Regions from separate parts of the Homo sapiens genome. Here regions 1 and 2 are each linked to region 3. A link is an interaction called in ENCODE POLR2A ChIA-PET data of the cell type or tissue named here. Cell type or tissue: B cell. All regions are shown on one strand. Links, peaks and the distances in the headings refer to the core of each region. The heading gives the core; the rest is flanking DNA.

Region 1 (7,479 bases), core at 1,625-6,624, 1.9 Mb after region 3:
TGAAACGTCATTATGCGGCCCGTGGCTGTAGTTGCTTTGCGGGAAGAGAGGAGGCACAGACAATTGATAATAATGATAATACCAGCTGGAACCTCTTAGTCACTTGCTCTGGGCTGGGCACGGCTCTTGACATGCTCTATGGCAGATCTCATTTTATCTTGGCCATAACCCTTCAAGGCAGGGACTCTCATCATCCCTGTGTGACACAGGAGGACACTGAAGCCCAGAGAGGCCAATTGACTTACTCGAGGCCACACAGCTAACAAGCGGAGAGCTGGAATTCACTCCCAGGTTGCTCTGTGTGCCTGTCCTGTGGGTTAATGCCCAGACCAGATGCTCAGCTCTAACCGTAGAGGATCCACGGAAGCAGGGCCTGAGGACACAGGACACAGGTCAGGCCTTTTTCAAAGGACGTAGACAGAGACTGTCCAGAAAAGGAGGAGGCTCTTTGAAGGGAGTGAAGTCCTGGGTGAATCACAGAGCACAGAGGCTCCCTGCCTGTGTCAGCCTGGGCCAGCTTCCCAGGGAGCGTGGCCTGACCTGGCCTCACCTGAGAACCTGTGTGTGGCGTGTGAGCAGTGTGTATGCGGTGTGTGTGTGCTCACCGTGTATACAGCAGGTGTAGTGTGCAGTGTGTGTGCATGCAGTGTGCGTGCATGCAGTGTGCGTGTGCATACAGTGTGTGCAGCTAGAATATTACCCACTCTGGCTTTGAACCGCACTGGAAATTTCCATGTGAATAATTTCTTTTCCCAGTCACCTCATGAATGAACTCATTAAGTCATGATTGCAGCTAAAGCCTCTCACAAGATTATTTACCAGCAGGGCCACTAGCTGGGAAAGAGAAGGAATCACCAGGCAGAGCTCTTGCTGCAGGGTGGTGTCCCTGGCCCACCTGCACGAGTGGCCACCCTGCCATAGGGGCCCATCTGACAGCGTCTCTGATGACAGGAGCTCAAGAGCCTCCCACTGCCTAGTTTAGAAATGCCTTTACTTACATCATTTTAATCTTCACAAGGACACTGAAAGGCAAACGTTTTAATTGACATTCAACATACAAAACAACAACACTAAGCAAAAAGCCAACCTGAGATTCAGAGAGGTTACTTGGATTGCCTGAGGTCACACAGCGCAAGTAGGCAGTCGCCTAGGTCCTATGATTTACTGGATTCTTCTAAACTTCCTGTATTTAGATACTATTCCTATTACCATATGACCCAGCAGCAGTTACCCTTGGTATACCCCAAGATAATAAAGAACGTATGTCTGGCCAGGCGTGATGGCTCATGCCTGTAATCCCAGCACTTTGGGAGGCTGAGGTGGGCGGATCATGAGGTCAAGAGATCGAGACCATGTGGCCAGCATGGTGAAACCCCGTCTCTACTAAAAATACAAAAATTAGCTGGGTGTGGTGGCACATGCCTGTAGTCCCAGCCACTCAGGAAGCTGAGGCAGCAGAATTGCTTTTACCCGGGAGGTGGAGGTTGCAGTAAGCCGAGATCATGCCACCGCACTCCAGCCTGGCAACAGAGCAAGACTCTGTCTCAAAAAAAAGAAAAAGAAAAAAAAAAAAGAACATATGTCCACATAAAGACTCTTGTGCATGAATATTCACGACAGCCTTATTCATAATAGCCAAAGTGGAAATAATACAAATGTCTATCAACTAATGAGTGGATAAGCAAAATGTGGTTTATCCACACATTGGAATGTTATTCTGTTGTAAAAAGGGATGAAATACTGATTCATGCCACAACATAGATGAACCTTGAACCATTATGCTAACTGAAGAAAGCTGGACACAAAAGGCACATGTGATATGATTTCATTTATGTGAAATATAAATAGAATAGGCAAATCTGTGAAGACAGAAGGCAGACTAGTGGTTGCCAAGGGCTCGAGCATGGGGGCAGTGCAGACAGACTGCTAATAGGTATAGGGTTTCTTTCTGGGGTGAGAAAAACGGTCTGGAATTAGATAGCAGCGATGGTTGCACAATGTTTTGATATGTGAATTTTATCTGAAGGAAAAAAAGTAAAAGTAAAACAAAAGACAAAACCAAAAACCTGTATCTCTTGCATGGCATTGAATTCTCTACTCTCTGCCACATTGTCTGTATTTCTACCCATTAGAGAGCCTTTGAGTTGAGAAATGCCTCATTGAATAGGCAAATGTCTTCCCAAAGCTATTAGTCGTTTGCACCTTAGAGTGAATTGGTTCGGAGAGGTTCTGTTTCTCCCAACCACCGAGAGAAAGATGCTTGGGAAGGAGGATGAGCTGCTGGAAACCAGCTCTGAGGAAGGAGCCAGCGGGAGCCATTAGCTTGGCTAATGTGGGAATCCTGTTGTCTCTACCTAGGCCAGTGGCCTGGGCTCTGGGATCTGGGCATAGAGGTGGAATGGTCAGGTGGCCCTTACCTCAACGGGTTCCACGGGGTCATCCCCAGGGGGCATTGTTTGGCTGTTTTGAGCTGTCTGCTTTTCCTCTGCTAAGTCACAAAGTAATTCATCATAGACTCTTCTTTTGTTATTTATCCCTTTTAGGGATCAGGACAGCATAGTGTGTCCTCTGTCTTGAGAAGTTCGCATCCAGCTCTGCCATGGACCAGCCATGCTCATGGGTGAGTTACTTAACCTGTCTGTGCCTCAGTTTCCTGTCTGTAAAATATCAGTAATAATAGTTCTTATTACCCAATTGGTCTGGTTGATAGAGTATTACACAAGTTACTCTAGGTGGAGTGCTGAGATTGCTTCTGGCCACTTCATGAGGGCTGTGTACTTGATATTATTAACAATTGTAAGACATTTAATGAAGACTCTGAGTGGTCGGTTCATCTTTTTAAAAAGCTCATGGAAGGAATAAATTCATTCTCTGTTTTCTTTCAGATTGCCTCTCATTTTGCTACGGACAGGAGACAGGAAAATACTGGGTAGAAGAGGGCGGTTCCCGACAAAGGCCCCAACCTCAAGCCTGAAGACCCACGACCCTAAATGAGGACAGCCATTTCTGATTTTGTGCCCAAAAATTTGCCTTTTGGCCTGCCACACCCAACATCTTGCCCCTATATAAACCCGAGACCTTAGCGGGCACACACACAATCAGCCAAATGTTGGGATTAGCAGACCAGTGGACCAGCGGACCAGCAGACCAGTTAACGGTGGAACAACGCAGCAGAGAAAGAGAGAAGAGGAGGGATGTCTGAATGCCAAGGGGAATTCGGCCGCGGGCAGTTAGAAAAGTCTGGCTGCTGGGCGGCCCGACTCTAGGGGAAGACCACCTTCCCACTCCATCCCCTGTTCTGGCTCCCCATCCATCTCCCTGAGAGCCACCTCTACCACTCAATAAAACCTTTCATTCATCCTTTGAGCCCATATGTGATTTGATTCTTTCAGGACGCTCAGCAAGAGCTCAGAATATAGAAGGTTGTCTCAGTGGTCCCCTGCCCTTGCGATAAGGCAGAGGGTCCATTGAGCTGATTAAGACACAAGCCCAGATGGCAAATCTGAAAGAGCTTTATAATACACACCCACTTGGGCTTGGGGAGTCACAGACACCCATTCCTAGATGCTGCCGTGGGGCCAGAGCCCAAAAGGGCTTTCCCTGGCCTCTGCACCTGCCCATCTGCATGCTCCCCCCAGGGTTTTGAGCTGTAGGCGAGCCACACCCCTGTTGCGCGTCCTGCCAAGGGGAATTGGGGAACTCTACTGTTTCAGTTTCATGTTCCCCATATTTGTCTGTTAGGCAGAGACTGCTTTTGAGTAAATTTCTTACAACTAACAAAAGAAATACGTTCTACTTTAAATTATATCATAATTCTGTGCCCCAATGGAAATAAAGTTTCCAAAGGAACAACACTTTTATAATTTTAAATGCATTTTAAGAAAAACAGTTCCATGGGTTGAGGATGCAGGAACGAGTGATTCTGAGGGCAAGGCTGCAGTTCTCAGGCTTGGTTAGCCGTTTCTATGAAGTGAGAATTTTGGCCTGAGAACCCAGGTTGAACCTCAGATGTGAGTAGATAATTCCAAATCTAGGAAATGCAAGTCGGTTTCCTTCAGAGGAGTTGGGAGAGCAGGTGACTTCAACCTCCAGCTCAGTAAGTCAGGGACCCGAGACTTTTCTGAGGTGCTCAGGGAAGGTATTTCACCCAGTTCTGCGGGATGGTTGCTGTGTGTGTGGAGGGCTGAGGAGCACCTCCCATGGCTTGCCAGTGCCTTGACAATTGGAGTCAACTCAAGAAGGAACGCCAGGGCTCTGTACCTCTGGAAACTTGGCAGTGAGAGATGAGCAGAGACATTCCTGAGCTGTCATTTGGCAACAGTTCCCCATGGAGCATGGCCTTGCTCTGAAATCAGCCTGTGTCTCCAGTGAGAAAGCCTCTGGCAAAATATTGCTTCATTTCATGAAGTCACAGCCTGGGGGATCTTTCTCATTCCGGAACAATCTTTCTGAAGCACCACAGGCTGATTCTATTTCAATCAGCAACAACTGGATTTCGGGCAACCACCCAAGGAACCCTCTTTATTGATATTTCAGGCCTTTAAGTTATATTACAGTCATATTCCGGCAGATATGATATGTATCAATAAGTCATGCTACAACAGGACAATGATTTTCTAAATATGTGGGAAATCTTCACTGATTCATGGAATCGGGGGGTCGCTGGGTTGACCTTGTGCCCCAAACCATCAGAAGTGAAGATGGGTTTGCTAAGTCAGGGTGTCACCAGTGACTGCCTCTCTGTTACGCAAATCACTACATACTTAATGCCACGAGCTAGCCAGTTCCTGCATTGAGTCTGGGTGGCTACGCATCAGTGGAAAAGCATTGCTGATATCAGTCCCTCATGAGATGGTGCCCTCGTGGCCAAGCAGGAAACAGAATCAAGCACTGCATGTGGCCCTGACTTGGTGTGGGGATGGTGGCCTCAATGAGTTAGCAAGAGCAAGGGGCAGGTCATGATGTGACCCACAATGATTAGCAATAACGAGGAGGGGCCCTGGCTACCAAGAGGAAACTGACTCCTGCTCAGGGACTGTCCCTGTTGATGCCATGCCAAGATCATTCCATCCTTTGGCAACAGACCTGGTCTTGGACAACCACCAGCCCATGAAACTCTTTCTCCCGTAGTCTCTTTGGCTTCCCAAGGGAGCAAAGCACTAATCCTAATCTTTCAAATTGCTGTGCCTGGGACCAGCTAGGGGGAGACACCAAGTTTCCGTCTCAGGGTTGCCTGTGTCTCTCTGGGGGGAGACAGACCTCATAGAGGAGTCTAGAACAATCCCATCCCTAATCTTTACCAAAATGATAAATGACCAAAAACATCTCCGAGCCACCCTTGGAAAAGAAGATTATTTCCTCCTTCTCCAGGAGTCTCTGCCTGCTTCTAGATCCCTGGAATAACCCTTATTTTTAATTCATCAGGATTAAAAAGAAAAGAACTCATTATGGGGTAATTCTGAGTTTGGGCGTTAGCAGAGAGCAGGGTGGGACTGGGTACAGGAGCATTCTTAGTGCTCATGGCCCTTGCCCAATTCTATTCCTCTCTGTGCTTCTTCTCATCCCCTCCCCAAGCCCATCAGGTGCTGAAGAGGCCATGGGAAAACCCATGCTCCCTAGTGGCCCTCCAGTGGCTCTCCTTGTGGACGCTGTGGCCTCTTTGTTATAAGCATTATAGGCAGTGCATGATAAGAAACTTAACTATGAAGGGAAAAGCCAGATATAAACATTTAAAATGACAAAGATACTGCAAGACAGGGCAAGAATCTCTCCCTTGATATCTAGCAGTGAAAGAGGAAGGAGGATGCCCACCTTGGGACAGACCGTGAGGCCAAGGCTGAAGGTTAAATGAACTCCCTAACTGCAAACTAGACCAGCCCCCATATGTCCTTTAGCTGTATCTTCTCTTCCAAAATCTTATACTGTAGCAATTTTAGGTCATTGTCCTTAGCTTTGAAATTGTTTAAAGAAACTGAAGGAATAGCAAAAATTTAGGTTGCTTTTTCTTCTGCCTGAAATTTTAGAAGATTCTTCAAAGAAGCCTGTCTGAACTGAATACCCCAATATCACAGGCCACATACAACTTGTATTTATCTGTTCTCATGCTGCTATAAAGAACTTCCCAAGACTGGGTAATTATAAAGGAAAGAGCTTTAATTGAATCACAGTTCCACAGGGGCTGGGCAGGCCTTAGGAAACTTACAATCATGGTGGAAGGGGAAGGAAACACACCCTTCTTCACATGGTGGTGGCAAGGAGAAGTGCAGGGTGAAGCGGGGGAAAAGCCCAGAATAAAACCCTCAGATCTTGTGAGAACTCACTCACTATCAGGAGAACAGCATGGAGGCAACGGCCCCTGTAATTAATTTACCTCCTGGCAGGTCCCTCCCATAACATGTGGGGATTATGGGAGCTATAGTCCAAGATGAGATTTGGGTGGGGACACAGCCAAATCGTATCACTACTCTTGCTTTTATAAGATTAAAAATGGTGAACTCTAACAAATGATTTTTTTTTGCAAATTTTTTTTTTGCAAAGCAGTTAGTTCTTAGTCACTAATCAATTTATCTACTTTTTTCAAAAAAACCTTGTTCATGTAAAGTGACCCATTTCTCTCACCTACTGTGTCTCATCTGAGAGCAAGCCTTGTTGATTTCTTCTTCCGAAGTATCTCACAAGCTCCCAGTTCTCTTGGCTACCACCCAGGCCCTCATCTCTCCTGTGTGGCTTACTGTAAAACAGCAAGCTCTCTACTTCCTCCATCCCACCCTCTCAATGGCAGGCAGGTTTTCATTTTAAAGCACAAATCCAATCATGTCACCTTCCTGTGGGGGAGTGGCTTGTCATCACCCATGCCATAGGTTCCCAGCAGTTCACAGGGGAGCACAGGCCTTTTGTCCTGGAACCCCCTTTGTTTTGTGACCCCAGGTCTGGGTCAGGATATTCCCCTGGCTTGCAACACTCTTCCCTGCCTAGAAGACCCAGCCCAGTGTCATCTCTTCTAGAAACTCCCCTGTTTCCTCAGCGGGGAGGCCTCCTTCTCGGTCCTCTCCTGGCCACTTTGCCCTCCATGTTAGTGCTGACCACACTGCACTGGCTTCGATTCCACATTGGTTTCTCCACTGGCCGTGAGCTCTTTCGTAAGGGCAGCTCTGTGTCCCACACGCAGCACACATCTGACCAGTGCTTGTGGCATGAATGCGTATCAGAATGACAGGGAAGTTGCTAAATGTAATTAAAAAGAAAAAGCAACTTATGAAACTTCTGTTTCCAAGAGTGCAGGACATGAGACAGGAGCTTCTCAGTGGGCCTGTTTAAAGTGAGTGGTAGGCTTTTGCTATTCCTACTGGTTACACAGACCCTTCCCCTTCTTAAGTCTTGAAGAGCAATTTGGTTTTCTGCAACAATTTCTGCTCTGAATTTGGGCATGCACCAGAGGTTGTTGCTGCCCCTTTAAGTTTGGCTGTGTGGTTTAAATGT
Region 2 (7,479 bases), core at 1,625-6,624, 430 kb before region 3:
AATAACTCTGGCCTCATAAGCAATCTGAATTTTGAGTTGAAGGAAATGGGTGTCTGGCAGACAATTTCCAAATTGGTAAAATGGATCTTTTGCTTCTACTTTATTTTCTTCATGTATTAAACAAGTATTTATTATTGTTGACTGTTGGAAAATTTTAAAAATTACAGTCATACTTTTTATGACTTTGCTGGGTGTGGAAATCATCCCTTTCCCCCCATCTTAGTGCCAACTGCCTTTAACCTGAATTGGCTGATGCAGAACGCATTTCAGGAAGGCGCCATGCATACAGGAGGCAGAGACATGCCCTCTGCAATCCTGACTTTTCCTCTTTCACCCATGTCTATTGTATATGGCAAGACTCTGTCCTTCCTCCTCCACTCTGATATTGGTCGGAGACACAAGCACTTAGAAGCACCAGTGTTTTATTCTACAATTAATTACTGAAGAGGGAAATTGAAAGGTAAGCAGTTTTGTGTTTTATCTTTTATTATGCATTAAGTTTCTGTAATTTTCCATATTGCTATATTATTAGTGAGAAAGAGAAGAATAGAGAAAGATGGAGAAGATGAATTTTATTTAAGACAGTTATATTTGGATAACTTAAAAGAATATGCTTTTTTAGTCTAAATACCCTTTCCCAGTCTAAGTAGTTTCATGCTTCATGGAAAAACTAATGCAAAGAAGTTGTAATCAGCTGTTAAGATATTTGAGCCAGCTGGCTGTCAATATGTTGAAGTTTTATTCTTGGTGCATCCACAAATTCCATATAAATGTATTTTATGAAGAGGAAGGTGTACTAGCATGGCTAAACTGGTAAAGCTGAAATCTGGATTTGATTTGCATATGTGGTATTTTTCAGGGACTCTCAAACTTTCACACATGAAATAAACGAGGTAATGTGTATGGCATCACATGATCAAAATATTTTTCCCCTTGCTGCTGCCAGAGCTATCTATTGCTTTTCAACAGTCTCACTTGTTGGGCATCATGCCAAGATGTTTAAGACAACCCCTTACGTGAGCTGTTCCATTCTTAACCTCTTTGACTGAAGTGCCGTGACCTTCACATATGTAGATTAGCCATGTGCTCTGTGAATTGAAACTTGCTGCCTCAGGAAGAAAAGGGTTTTTCTTTTTATTCCACTGGGAATTTGACGGCCATTCATCCCTGACCTGGGCAGAGGTAATGCAAGGAAATTGGATTCAAACGGAACACGGACAGATAACACAGGGAGGCAGTCAGCGTGTACAGGCAGGCAAGCTTTCTACCTGGTCCAGGGTGAAAATACCCACCGTCTGTTCACAATGTGCTGATGTGCAGGATCCGAAGAGCAACTGACAGATGGAGATAGAGAGATAAATGTAGGAATTCTGGAACCGTGTCCTTTTAAAAAAGGACATTGTTATTATGGGCATTGCTAATTCGTTTTGACTCTCCTCTTTCTCTTCCTTTCCAAACTATATTTTTGAAATCTTTGAATTTTTGTTTATTTCCTAATGCTAGGAATTAAATACTTTTGACATAGTGGACAATTTAGATGAGTCTTTCAAAAGCAGAAATCTTTAAAAAAAAGGAGAGATGAATGTATGACCTGTATCTGGAATTTTGAAATGAATTGATACTTAGAACTTTACTCATATGAGAGTTATTAGCTTTGTAATAGCTGAGTATTTTTATTATAGCACTGTTATTTATGGCTCTTCTAAGTCTTTCTCTAAACCTACATTTCTTTATTTGAGAGGCAAGAATGAGAAGCAGCATATCCATAAGAGTTTTGCCAATCACTCCTGACTAGAATGACAAGCTGATTTCATGTTTCCCCAAGTATCAGTCCTATGCAGCCCCCCCTTTTTAAAAAACCATGCAAGGCCGGACCCAGTGGTTCAACACCTGTAATCCTAGCTCTTTGGGAAGCTGAGGTAGGAGAAGTGCTTGAGGCCAGGAGTCCAAGACCAGCCTGGGCAACATAGTGAGACTCATCATAGTGTAATGATGAATAAAAGTAATTAATAGCACATTTTTGGATTTTTATTAGACAAAGCTAGTTTTAAAGAACATTTATCTTTGCCTTGTTAATAAACATACTTGCAGTTAGTGTAAAATTCAGTATAAATAATAGTCATGGTGCTTGAGTAGGCTGATAGGACGAGATGCATAAGGAAGGTTGTCGTTATAAGAATAATGGGTCTGAAGTGGTACTCCAGCTAGTGTCTTAGCAAAAGGAGGGGTGCTTAGGGCAGTCTGAAATTTATGAGTGCTTTTGTATAGCTTTCAAAGCTGAGCTTTTCCTGTGTACATTAGGGTTTATGAAATATCGTGGGTCAGAGCATCCGTTACAGGCGCTGTGGGAGCTGTCATAGATACCTGGCTCTTTCCGTGGGTGTAAAATAGGTTTAGTCCTTAGGATGTCTGTGTAGGGAATGTGCTTAATGGATACGATAGACTATGGGGGAAGCAGAATTATCCTTTTATCCGAGGATGACTTGTTTCTTTTTAAATGAGGACAATGAAAAAAAAATTGGGGGAAGTATCTTATCACAGTCTTGTAGAATGTGGGGGCTTTCGTGGACTGCAGTTCGCATGGCAGGCATAAGGAGCGCTAATCCAGTGATGACAGCATCTTTATGCCTACCTGGGAAGATGCAGCAGCCAGCACAGCCCTAATATCAGATTAATACCGGGGTGGGGGCATGAGGCATGGCTGGCACCTGAGAAGGCAAAAGGGAATTCTGTGATTGGAGAAGAAGCAAGGCAGGTGTGTCATTAAGGTCAGGATGGCCAAGTGGAGAGTGGTCCTCCTGGTGCACACAGTGAAGGAGAGCAGCCAGCTGGGTGCAGAGGAGGCAGCAGAAATGTCAGGGTGTCCGTGAGTCAGCAGCTGAGCATTGTGGGATTTTTTTTCCTTTTCTTTGAGACAGGGTCTTACTCTGTTGCCCAGGCTAGTGGGCAGCGGTGAGGTCATGGCTCGACTTTCTGGGCTTAAGCAATCCTCCCAGCTCAGCCTCGTGAGTATCTGGGCCTACAGGCACATGCCACCATGCCTGCCTACTTTTCAAAATTTTTGCAGAGATGGGGTCTCACTGTGTTGCCCGGGCTGGTCTTGGACTCCTGGCCTCAAGCAGTTCTCCTGCCTCAGCTTCCCGAAGAGCTAGGATTATAGGTGTTGAACCACTGGGCCCGGCCTTGCATGGTTTTTCAAAAAGGGTGGGCTGCATAGGACTGATACTTGGGGAAACATGAAATCAGCCTGTCGTTCTAGTCAGGAGTGACTGGCAAAACTCTTATGGATATGCTGCTTCTCATTCTTGCCTCTCAAATAAAGAAATGGAGGTTTAGAGAAAGACTTAGAAGAGCCATAAATAACAGTGCTATAATAAAAAGCAATAGTAATAGTAATAATGACTACCATTAATGCACTCCTAGTATGTGTGCCAAGGCACATTGCACGTATTATCTGCAATCCTTTCAACAGTCTTGCAAAAGCATCATCATTATCTCTATTTTATAGACAAGGAAACTGGTAGAATTTAGAAATTTGTTCAATACCCTGGTTTTTCTGGTGCTAAAGCCTACATTCTTTCCACTAAACTAGTGGTTTTCAAACCCAGTTGTGCTTCAGAATCACCTAGGGAAGTAACCCCTGCCCCCAGGAACTCAGATGCCATCAGGCTCTGGAGTGGCCTGGAAGCCCACCTTTCTGTCTGTCAGTAGGGCCACTGAAGAGCAAGTGGTAACATTTAAAAAAAAAGACTTCTTTTTTGTTATTGCTAAGACATGTAAAATTGCATTCTTTTTTTTTTCTTTTCTTTTTTTGGAGACAGAGTCTTGCTCTGTCGCTCAGCCTAGAGTGCTGTGGCATGATCATAGCTCACTGCAACCTTGAATTCCTGGGCCCAAGCAATCCTCCCACCGCAGCCTCCTGAGTAGCTGGGACCACAGGCGCATGCTACAATGCCCAGCTAATTTTTAAATTCTTTGTAGAGATGGGGGTCTTGCTGTGTTGCCCAGGCTGGTCTCTTTACATTCTGGGCGGCTCAAGCAATCCTCCTGCCTTGGCCTGGGAGGCCTGGGAGTCTGGGCGTAGTCATTCACATGAACCATGGAGCCTGGCACATTCTTTTTTTTTTTTTTTTTTTTTTTTTTGAGACAATTTCACATCATCACCCAGGCTGGAGTGCAGTGGTGCGATCTTGGTTCACTGATGGCAACCTCTCTCTCCTGGGCTCAAGTGACTCCCACCTCAGCCTCCCAAGTAGCTGGAGTTAAGGCACGCACCACCACACCTGGCTAATTTTTGTTATTTTTTTGTAGAGACGGGGGTTTTGCCATGTTGCCCAGGCTGGTCTTGAATTCCTGAGCTCAAGTGATCCACTCACCTTGGTCTCCCAAAGTCTGGGATTACAGGCGTGAAGCCCTTCTGCACCTGGCCCACATTCTTATAATTCAGGAGCTTTTAGTGTATTTTGGCTCTGTAGTCATTATCAGACATAGAAGAGGCAAGAATTTGGGCTACAAGGGCTGGAGGGTGGCATTGGGATTTTCTGATCACATCACCAGACATTAATTTACATTTGTTCTTCAGGGAAACTCCCTACCATTATCTGGGTCGTTGCTCCCTACCACCGTCTGGGTCATTGCATAGTTACCCAGGGTGGCCGTGAACTAGTCAGCAGCCATTTAGAGGAAAGCCTGCTTGGCTTGGCTGGTTCAGGAGGCGGAGGCTGCTGCAGGGCCTGGGAAGGAGTAAGGCAGCACACGGTGGCTGTTAGGTCATTTGTGTTGGATGAAAGAGAGTTGGTGCACAGACTGGACGGTGTCTCAGATTCGCTGGGGTTTACGAGTCCAGAAATCCATGAGTCCGAGGAAGTGGGAAGAGAGAATAAGGGAAGGGAGGCCGGAAGGTAGGAGAGAAGGGGAAATCCAGGCAGCCGGATGAGAGATAATTTTAGAGTAAGAAACCAACAAAATATAATATTCATTATGTACCCAGATTGAAGTACTATGGTGCTAAAAGTTGTCAACCAAACACCAAAATTAGCATATCTAAAAATCATCAAGACGGTAATGCATAGTTAAAAGAACAGATGTAAGGCAGAAAACTCCTCCAGTTCTTCAGTGAGGTTATTTCATGACATAGAGTCTTGATTATTTCTGTCTTTGTAGCCACACGGTCATTTTGGAGCCAGATTCAGTGGTGTTAGGAGGTTGTGGAAAGCACTCAGCGGACACCTTCTTTCCCTCCCTCCCCAGGCTGCCCAGGCCTCCTCAGGTGTGGGAGGGCTCCCGAGACCCTCTGCGCCCTTCCTTCTCTTCCTTATTATTACTGTGCCTTATGGGTAAAGTACAGTACTGGGAAGTTTCTCTTTATGTCCCCAACTATTCCTCTCTTCTAATTGCCAATAAAACTACATCTCACAGCTTTTTAAAAAAAAATTCAGTTTAGCTCATAACCTTGTCTTAGACAAGGGGTGTAAGTTAAATTTCACGTAAGCGGTCCTGCTGGGGTTCCTGCGCGGTGGGAAAGCTCGGCACTGCTCTGCTCATGCCTGTTTGCGGTGGGAAAGCTCGGCGCTGCTCTGCTCATGCCTGTTGTCTGGGTTTTCAGCGTGTGTGCTCCTCATCTGCTTTCTCTCTAATTTGAGGCTGAGACTGTTTCCAAGTGGCATACCCCTGTAATTCTGTTTTTAGCTTAGAATTAAATGAAGTCTTTGCTGTCTCTTGTTTCCTATTTCATAATATTTCATCTTGCTTTATTGTTTATGGTAATGTATCACTATCAGGGTTATCATGGATTTCCAGTTTTTCAAGTTAAAGCTGACTGTGCCTAACCCATCTCAAGCAAATCAGTGGGCAGTTTATTTTTAAGAGCCCACAGGAAGAAAAAAACAACAAAATCTGTAACCTGCTTTTTAGGCTTTTGCCATGTGTCTGTAAGACTGGACCTTTACTTTTTTTTTTTTTTTTTAAACTTATGAAGGGACTGGGCATCTTCATGTCTTAGCAGCCACGTTTAAATCTCTGTCATTATGATGAAAGGTATCTTTTGCCTAGAAAGCTAACACCTGTCTACTTGTGTTATTTCTTTCAGGGAATTTCAGTAGTAATGTATCATTCATCTAGTGGTAAGATTTTCAGCAATGAGAACATTCTGAAGCAGCTGAGAAAGCCCTAATAAAATAACTGTCAGAATGCTCATGAGCTTCTCTCTGTTGGAGAAGAATCAAGCCATTTCCTCCTCTTCCAGGCATAGAGAATAGTTATCCTTTTTGCCATATTACAAGGACAGAGTGGAGAAGTTCGTCATGCAGCTGTGGGCGCAGGCTAGTGTGTGGGGCTGGGGGAAGCAGACAAGTGGTGAGATGGTGGGCTCTGCTAAGCCCTGGGGTGGGCGTAGGAGCAGAAGCCAGAGCCTGGGGCCTCTGAGTGAGTGGGCTCAGTGAGGGGCAGGCCCAGCCTCATGTGCTTTGAGGTCTTTGAGAGCCTCAGACACCAACCTGGTAGAAGAGGCATTTGGAGGGATGCCTTCCATACCCCAAGACCCTGGGAAAGGAGAGTGGTGAGTCAGGGTTGGGTGGGTGGGAGGCCTGAGTTGATTGCCAGCAGCTGCCAGATACCATGCCCCTTTGTGTATATACTTCCTTTATTCATCAAATAGCTGCTGCCGTCTACTCAGTTGCTGGGTATCTATTCAGTGCCTGCTGTGTGGCAGAGTGTTCTAGGGGCTGGGGATACCACAGTGACAAAACCTAGTCCCTACTTTCATAAGGCTTACCTTCCAGAGAAATTTAATCCCAGAGACAGCAGACCAACCACCCACATGGGGGTGCTGCCGTTTATTGTAGGGATGAACAGCAGTACAAGGGAATTCAAAATAATGGAACATTTTCAAAAATTGGTTTTAATGGAGCTGTAGATGAATATGCAGTAAAATCAGTTTGGAGAGGAGCTATCGCAGCTATTTCTCCAGTCTTTCAGATGCCCGGCCTGAGCCTCTTGTGCCATAGGACAGTTGTTAAATGTAGCATTTCCATTGCCCGTGGTTGAAATGACCAGTGGCAGCCCCGATGCCACCTTTATTTCCTCAAGGCTGGACAGAAGAACCTTGCAAGCGCAAGGTTCTTGACCTGACTCTATGGGAAGGAATCATACAGTGCTGGATTTTTTGAAGGTGTTCCTGCTTTTGGATCATCTCATGTACTTGGTGCCAGGCTGTGGTTTTGGATTTGGACGTGTTGGGTTGAGATGGTTTCCAGACAGCTCGATGGAGATGCTGGAGCAGAAGGAAAAGAGGGATGTGCAGTTGAGGCGGGCACAAGGGCCGCAGCCTGAGGTGCCAGCTGAGAGGCCAATGACACTGCCCTGCGGAGCACGTGCCTGGTGAGGAGAGGTGCCTGGGCGTTCTAGGGGGCACCAACCTTTAGGGATGAAGAGGAGCCACCCAGAGAGCCAGAAAGGGCGATGGAAAAGCTGAGGAGAGTT
Region 3 (7,479 bases), core at 1,594-6,593:
GCAGCTCTGCCCCACCGTGATGCTAGCCCGGGAGGCCTGTGCCTGACTTGAAGCCACCAGAACTGTAAGCTCGTCCACCTGTGTTGTTTTAAGTCACCAAATTTGTGGTGATTTGTTGCAGAAGCAACAGGACACTGATAGAGGGGCTTTTTGAGTCTGTGGTGCTTATAGGATGTCCGAGGAGAACCGGTGAGGGAGCGGCTGATTGCAGGGGTCTGGGCTCAGCAGGTGGAGAGGGTTGGTGTCATCTCCATAGAGGTGGGGAGTGCGGGGTGAGTGGAGACCTGAGGGTGGGAGCAGATTGCCAGCAAGAGCGTGGAAGGGGCGGGCTGGAAAGAGGAGGCAAGAAGGACAGGACGGAGAGGGCGGGTGGGGCACTGGGAGAGGCCAGGGAGCCCATGTTGGCACCAAGAGCCAAAGGCTTCCAGGAGATGCTGCCACAGGGCCCAGGCTGCAGGACAGGCCCAGATGGCAGCAGAGGGTTCCCTCGATTCTGCAATGGGAGCTCATGGACCATGCAGATGACAGGGCCAGCGTTGGGTGGAGGGGGGGGTGGCTGTGCAGATGACAGGGCCAGCGTCGGGGGTTGCTGCCCTTGCCCACCTTCAGGGCCTGCTATGAAAGGCTGCTCCATGGACACGCCCTTTGAGATGCTTCTCAGGACAGGGGCTCAGGATCCCCCGTGCCCAGCTCACTCCTGCTCGGGAAAGCCTGCCCCACCAGCGACCTTGCCTCTCCTCATGCATGAAAATCATCCTACTTTGCTCTTCACAAAAGTGTGGGTGGAGAAAACGGCCTTCAACACTCCTCAGAGCACCTCCTCGGAGCGGAAGCTGCTTCCTGGGGTGTGTTTCTGTTCTGGAGGTTGCACCTTCGATCCTGAGGCGTGGGAGCTGGCCTGAGGTTGAAGGTGAGGCTGAGGACCTGGGTGAGGCTCCCCAAGGCCCCCGGCTGGGCTGAGCAAAGAACGGGAGCGTGCCCCCACCACTCACAGGGTGTCCACACCTGGAGAAGGAAACCACAGGCTTTGTCACCTTTGTCTTAAGTCAGTGGGACAAACCTAGAAAGTGAGGCATTTTGGACAGCTCCAAGGTGGCTGTGTCCTGGCCTGCCCAGACCGAGGGCCCCGGGATTCTGGAGGCGCAGATTGGATCCCAGGATGCATGACTAGTGACTCCTAAGGTGGGAACCCCTGGGTGAGCGAGGAGTGGGAGGCCGGTGCACATCCACCTTCTGTCCCGGCCTCCTCTTCCGCCGGTCCTGTATTTCTCTCGAAGTCTCATCCCGGCCATCAGAGCCTCAAGACTTCTCAAGCTCCTGGCACATTCTGAGGTAAGCACCTAGGTTGATGGTGGCCTTCTCTCCACACACAGCACAGCCACGCTGGGGAGTGGGGGCCGGTGAATGGCCTGGGGACAGGCCACAAGCAGGCCTAGGTGGGGGTGCCCTGGCCTGCTGTCCCCTCCACCCCTGTCCTGGGAGCCTGTCTGCACCAGCACAGAAAGAATATCACGGCTGTCACCCACAGGGCCTAGCAGCCGGGTTTTTCTCACCAAGAGCTCGTGTGGAGAGGGACGCAACATGTTTCCCTTTTATGAGGCTGCTCCCTGTCCCCAAAGGTGGGGCTGACGGGTGTTCCTGGGAAATGAGAGCCTGCCCTGCCCTTTCCCCGGGGCTCCCTCGTCCATGCTCAGCCTCCCAGAAGCCCCTCCTGCTGAGTTGCCCACAGCCCTCCCTGCCGGCCTGGCCTCTCCTTGCAGCTCTTCCTCTTCTCATGAAGGTGTGTGGAGGTTGGGGTTTGCGCTCTCTCTTCCTTGATTAACCTTGCCAGAGGCTTGTCTGTTGCAGAGAACCCGCTCTCAGTGTCATTGATACCACTCGCTCTGAGTCATGAATTTCTCAGCTTACCCTTTCTTCTCCTTCCCTCTAGTTTAGTTTGTTCTTTACTATCCTGCTTCTTAATTACAACATTTATTTTCATTTCTGTTGAATTTTGTAAAACACATTCCAGTTATCAGTTTTCCCCAGGGAACAGTGGCTCACGTCTGTAATCTCAGCTCTTTGGGAGGCTGAGGCAGGAGGATCACTTGAGCCCAGGAATTCCAGAACAGCCTGAGCAATATAGTGAGACCCCCATCTTCACAAATAATTTAAAACTTAGCTGAGCATGGCGGCGTGTGCCTGTAGTTCCAGCTGCTCAGGAGGATGGGACGGGAGGATCGCTTAAGCCCAAGCAGTGGAAGCTGCAGTGAGCAGTGATGGCACCGTTGCACTCCAACCTGGGTGACCGAGTGAGACCCTGTCTCAAAAACAAGACAAAAAAAATACCAGTTTTCTTCTCAGAACATTCCTATGCCATGACTGTTGTTTTATAAAAACCCACAATGGCTGTGTTCTTTTCCTCTCCTACTCATGATTTTTTTTGGAGGCTCTTTTAGTTTGAAATAGGTTTTATTTTTCCCTGTTTTTCCTTGTACTATTGAATTTTAGTTTTATTGCATTATTATCACAACATGGCTTATATAATTTCTATATTTGATCACTTTTCATCTCTTATTTCTTCCATCATTACTTCTCTGCTCACGCTTGCCTTCTGGAATCTCCAGGAATACCCAACAGATATTTTGCGTTCTTGCCTTTTTCTTGTCTTGTTATTTATTATTTTCGCCTCTTTATCTTTTCTTCTGGGTGCTCAGAGAATTTCTAGAGTCATTAGTTTAGCTATCTGTTATATCCAATATGCTGTTCATGGCTTCTGTTGAGCTGAAAAACCAATGAGTAATTAATGTTTTACTTCTAAAAACAATATTTTTTATTTATATATTTGTGCATATCTTGGTATAAAACAATATTTTAAAGTCTCAAATTGTTCTCTTCTACTTTTAGAGACAGGGTCTCTCTCTGTCACTCAGGCTGTAGTGCAGTGGGGTGTGGGTATTGGGTGGGCACAGTCATGGCTCACTGCAGCCTCAAACTCCTTCCTGGGCTCAAGCCATCCTCCTGCCTCAGTCTCCCAAAGTGCTGAGATTACAGGCTTGAGCCACTGCACCTGGCCCGGTTCCTTTTTCACAGAAGCAATTTTCTCCCAAGTTTCCTTTAGAATAGAGTTTTCTTCTGTTTCTTGGAGAACATCAATTTCACAGGAAAATAGTTGCTGGAATTCCTCACATAAGCCCCCTTATTTTACATTTCTGGATCTTTTATACGTTCAATTATTTTTCTCCATAATCTATTGGATTTGAGATGGATTTTTTTGGAAATTGTGTTGAAATATTTCAGTCTCACACAAAGGAGTAAAGAGAAACTGAAGGGACCCCGCACCTCCAGAGTCCCTTCGGTTTGCCCCCTTCCCGCCCCTGGCCGGCTCCTGGCCACAAGTGGCTGCACCTCCACAGCCTGAGGTAGGACACGACGTCCCCGCTCTTCTGTTTCTTTTGGAATTTGCTGGAGCTTTTGTCACCTAGAACATGGCCAGGTTTTTATTATGAAAAAATACATCTAATACCTTTTTTAAAACATTTTATTTTGCAATGATTGTAGACTCACAGTAAGTTGCAAAAATAGCACGGAGGTGCCCCATGTGCCGTTCCCGGTTTCTCCGGTTTCTCCGGTTTCTCCGGTGCTGTGTGCGAACCAGAGGGCGGTGTGGCGACCAGGAAGCGGGGCCAGCATAGTGCGCGTGCGCAGAAACAGCCCCGCGGCGCCGGCAGCCGTTCTCCCTTTCCTAGACGGCAGGGGCCGATTCAGCCTGGGCGGGCGTGCTGCCCTCGTGTTGCTGCCATCACGGGGACTCTGAAGATGACTCCTCCATGACTAGACAATGAGAGTTTATACCAGGGCCCCTGGTTCTCTGTCCTCACAGGCCTCTCCCTGCTCACTTCACCACACACTCACACGTGCACACTCAGACACACGTACACGCGCGCGCACACACACACATACACACTTTCACACACACAGGTGCGTGCACACACATATACACTTACAGCCATGCACACACACGTACACACACTCATACACACGCTCAGTCACACATACTTCCACACAGTCATGCACACACACGTACACATACACTTAAGCTCAGTCACAGTCACGCACACTCTCGCATTCATGTGCACACACGTGCACATACGTACACATACACACACGCTGGGCCAGGGCTTGTCCCTGGAGCCAGGCGCCCGCAGTCCCCCCAGCCCTGGGAGCCCGGGCATCCTCACTGCCTCCCTGCTGCCTGCAGTCTCAGGTCCCCAGGGCTGTGCTCAAGGGTGGCCTCTGTCCTCTGCCGGTCTTAGCCCCAGCAGCCCTGTGGGTCTCTTCCTGGGAGGCCTCCTGCCCCGTGTTGCATGGTTGCATGGTGTGGGGATGTAGGTGTGTGGGTTTTGGAGGGTGTGGGCCCTGCAAGCTCAGTGGAGTACAGCGAAAGTTCCGGAGACTTTTCCCTCTAGATAGGGGGACCAACTGGTCCCAGCTTTCCTGGGACTTCCCTCGTTTTGGCCCTGAAAGTCCCACATCCCTGGAAGTCCTGGGTCACCCTCCCCTTGCCCTCCTAGGACCCTCTGGCCTCGTTCCTGAGTCAAGGAAGGGCCGCCCTGCGGGTGTCCCCAGCCAAGGGCTCTGCTGCAATGCGTCCACCCCCTCTGTGGCTAGAGGAATCTGTTGGCGTCCCACTGGTGATTGGTGATGTCCCCTCACTCCCAGCCCTGTGGCCCCAACCTGGGCTGCCCAGGCTCTCCTGCCTGCCGTCCACCTCTCCCGCTGCCAAACGTGCTCTTCCCTGCCTTTCCACGTTCTCATCACAGTCGCACACTCTTTTGCCGGTTGGCAGGGCTGGAGAGAGTGGGCTGGAGTCACTCTGACCTGGCCTCTTGGGTCACTGTCCTCATCTCAGGCAGGGTTGTCCCAGCGGCTCTCACATGACTCTATGGCTTTGCCCACCTTAGAGAGTGGTTCACACGGTGGTTGCCCCCACCTGGCCCTGGCCTGGTTCCTCTTGTCGTTTCTTCAAGATGAGCCTCCTCCCAGCCCTCCTGGGTGGCTCCTGCCATGTGGGGCCCAGTTCTCTTGCTCCTTTTCCTCAATAGAGAAAACAGTCAGAAGCCGTGTTCTGTGTATATGGCATAGGTCACATCCCTTGTCCACCCAGACCCCAGCTGTGAGGGCAGGGCCTTTGCCCAGCTCGGAGCTGGGGTGGGGCTGGGCCCCTGGAAGGCAAAGCACATAGCAGTGGGAAGGTGAAGACCCTCCAGGAAAACAGCTGCCCGCGCTTGTGGGTGTGTTTTCTCCTTAGCTTACTGGGCATCGATTGATTTTACTGTTAAGGAGAGAAGGCAGTGTTTCCCCTTTCCTCAGTGACATTGTGGGGCCATTTATGAGCTGTGGTTTTCCTGCCTGCCTTTTTGGGAGGGAGTGGCTCTGTCTGCCCCAGTGCAAGGCAGCTTGGGGAACACAGATGAGTCGCCAGGGAGGACTCCTTGAAGGGCAGTGGTGAGGCAGGAGGACCGCCCAGGGGCCCTCCAGGTGACGAGCAGCTCCTGATTGGTCTGAGGAGGCCCCTATGCATCGCTCTCTGGTCCGTGGAGCGAAGCGACAGCTGCAACCTTTGTGCAGAAAACACAGAGAATCCCGCTGGTGTCACAGGGCCGGGGATCTTTAGTACTCATGGGCACCGAAACAGCCCAAATGCCCTGGGGGCAGGCAAACCCCCAGAGCTGATTTGGAAGGAGGTCTCCCCCAGTACCAGAGGAAAGCGCTGGGCACCCCCCCCCCGCGTGGTGGCAGTGGACTGTGACTGCTGGTGCCCCTCCGTGTCACTCCCTCTGGTCCCCCGCAAGCTCTTGGCACTCATGTCCAGGAGGCTCCCATTGCTCAGCGGATGTTGAGGGAGCACTTTGTACTAAAAGCGTGCTGGGGCAAAACGACTTCTTGATCTCTTCATGTTTTAGGCAGCTCCTCCCGTTATGGGCCCCAAGAGCGCTGCTACCTCCCAAGGGAACACAGAGAAGGTGGCTGGCGTCTGTCCTGCGCAGCGAACGGTGGTCCGGGGATGCTCCTGGACGGGGTGGAGCAGATGGATGACAGAGAAGTTGGGGGGCCCTGAGGAACAAGAGAAGCTGTGTTGGTGGCAGCAAAGGAAGACACCAGCCTGAAGGAGGTGCGGGACAGACAGGTGCTGGATGGAGTGCTGCGTGGGGATGAGGATGTTATTTTTGACAAAATGAAGGGGAACATTCAGGCGGTCATTAGCGAGCATGGTAATGGGCTTGTCGCTTATGCTCGGTGACAAGCTGTAGTGGCTTCTAATTTCTCCTGCACCTCCAATTACCCTTCAGGAGCAAGACCGTCCTCACGGTCAAGCCTTTCCAGCCAGCAGATCCAAGCAAGGAATAAGATCTATGCAGCTTCCATGTGTCTCTGGGAGAGAAGATTGATAAAAGCAATCAGAAATTTCCGGAATTGCCTGGAGAAGAGAAGGCCAGCGGGAGGGGAGGGGGCGAAGATGAGGAAGGAGAGGGCACAAGTTAATAACACCTGTCACGTTGCCGAGGGGATGCTGAGGGCCACAGCTGGGCTCTGTTTCGGCTTCGAGCGGAACAAAGAAGAAAGGGCAGCTGCTCCAGCAGCGAGGAGGTGGCTGGACATGAGGAAGTCTGTGGCTGACGGGCTTCGGGGAGGCCTCCAGGGAGCTGCAGTCCCTGGGGACAGCACCCCGGTGCAGGTGGCTCCGGTGGCCCCTGGGTTTGGCGCCCAGCACATTCCCTTGACACAGCATGGCTATTTAAGGCCCAGGCCAGCATCCCATCGGGTGCTTTTAGCCGCCTGCGTCTCCTGCGCCTTTGGGGCTTCTGGGGCCTTCGTGACAGCAATCACCAGGCCTTTCATCCCCGTGGCTCAGAGCATCCCCCTCAGGGGAGCGGCAGCCTTGGAGGGGGTGAGTGGGGAGGGGTGAGTGGGGAGCGGCTGAGGGGGGCCGGCGGGCCCGCTCCGTTGTCCCCTGCAGCGGCAGGCGCTGGAGAACTCGGCTGCAGTCATTAGAGCCGGGAGTTGGCGACTGTTGGGGCCTTGTGTGGGGATGAGCTGTTAGGACTTTCCTGCCTTTAAAGAACAGGGACTGGTAAAATCGTATATATGAAATCAAAGCAAAGAGGAACCTGTTTTAGAGGTGAACAAGAGAGAGCTCAGAGAAGCGCATTAGGGACATATGGCATTTGTCAATCAAACGCAGAGCAACCTTCAAAAAGCCATTAGAAGGCAGCCCCATGCCGGTTCCGCCATTTGTGCCGGCTGAGGGCTCCCCCGTCCCGCAGGCCCCACAGACGCTCTGTTTCTGGGACTAATTAGCCTTCCAGAGGGCAATCAAGGGCCTCTGCTGGAACTTTCTTAGGAACTGAGCCGTTAGATGGCTTCAAATGGACACCACTAGAAACAGGCAGGAGCCAATTAGGCAGCGGCTCCCTCCCGGGGCCCGGCCAGGCTGCA

The links. ChIA-PET counts read pairs that join two places held together with the same protein. Peaks named below come from ENCODE experiments on the same cell type or tissue, not always from the same donor. Only the 100,000 strongest peaks of a DNase experiment are listed, where the experiment ranks them.
Region 1: POLR2A ChIA-PET joins it to region 3 with 5 read pairs; 1 of 35 experiments calls an interaction of 5 or more read pairs at or near these places.
Region 2: POLR2A ChIA-PET joins it to region 3 with 5 read pairs; 3 of 35 experiments call an interaction of 5 or more read pairs at or near these places.

The regions. Positions count from the first base shown.
Region 1 is chr6:159,112,889-159,120,367 of GRCh38, forward strand. All of the region lies in intron 1 of LOC112267968, which reads right to left. It overlaps LOC124901449, which reads left to right. Exons shown (of 5, transcript XR_007059837.1): 4 at 2,544-2,620; 5 at 2,886-3,371. Among named protein-coding and RNA genes, the nearest start is that of FNDC1, 53 kb to the right of the region's middle. RefSeq lists an enhancer at 3,712-3,781 and a silencer at 4,203-4,410. In B cell, for the core only: no CTCF peak of the experiment used is centred there; DNase peaks (open chromatin) are centred at 1,841, 3,643, 4,823, 6,252 and 1 weaker place; H3K4me3 peaks cover 2,095 bases; H3K27ac peaks cover 4,913 bases.
Region 2 is chr6:156,790,454-156,797,932 of GRCh38, forward strand. All of the region lies in intron 1 of ARID1B (AT-rich interaction domain 1B), which reads left to right. Among named protein-coding and RNA genes, the nearest start is that of MIR4466, 14 kb to the left of the region's middle. In B cell, for the core only: no CTCF peak of the experiment used is centred there; a DNase peak (open chromatin) is centred at 4,608; H3K4me3 peaks cover 672 bases; H3K27ac peaks cover 3,028 bases.
Region 3 is chr6:157,217,721-157,225,199 of GRCh38, forward strand. LOC124901445 (a long non-coding RNA gene) reads right to left here and starts at 3,627. Exons shown (of 2, transcript XR_007059830.1): 1 at 3,547-3,627; 2 at 2,433-2,763. In B cell, for the core only: no CTCF peak of the experiment used is centred there; DNase peaks (open chromatin) are centred at 3,701, 5,011, 5,501, 6,071 and 1 weaker place; H3K4me3 peaks cover 2,651 bases; H3K27ac peaks cover 1,764 bases; H3K27me3 peaks cover 410 bases.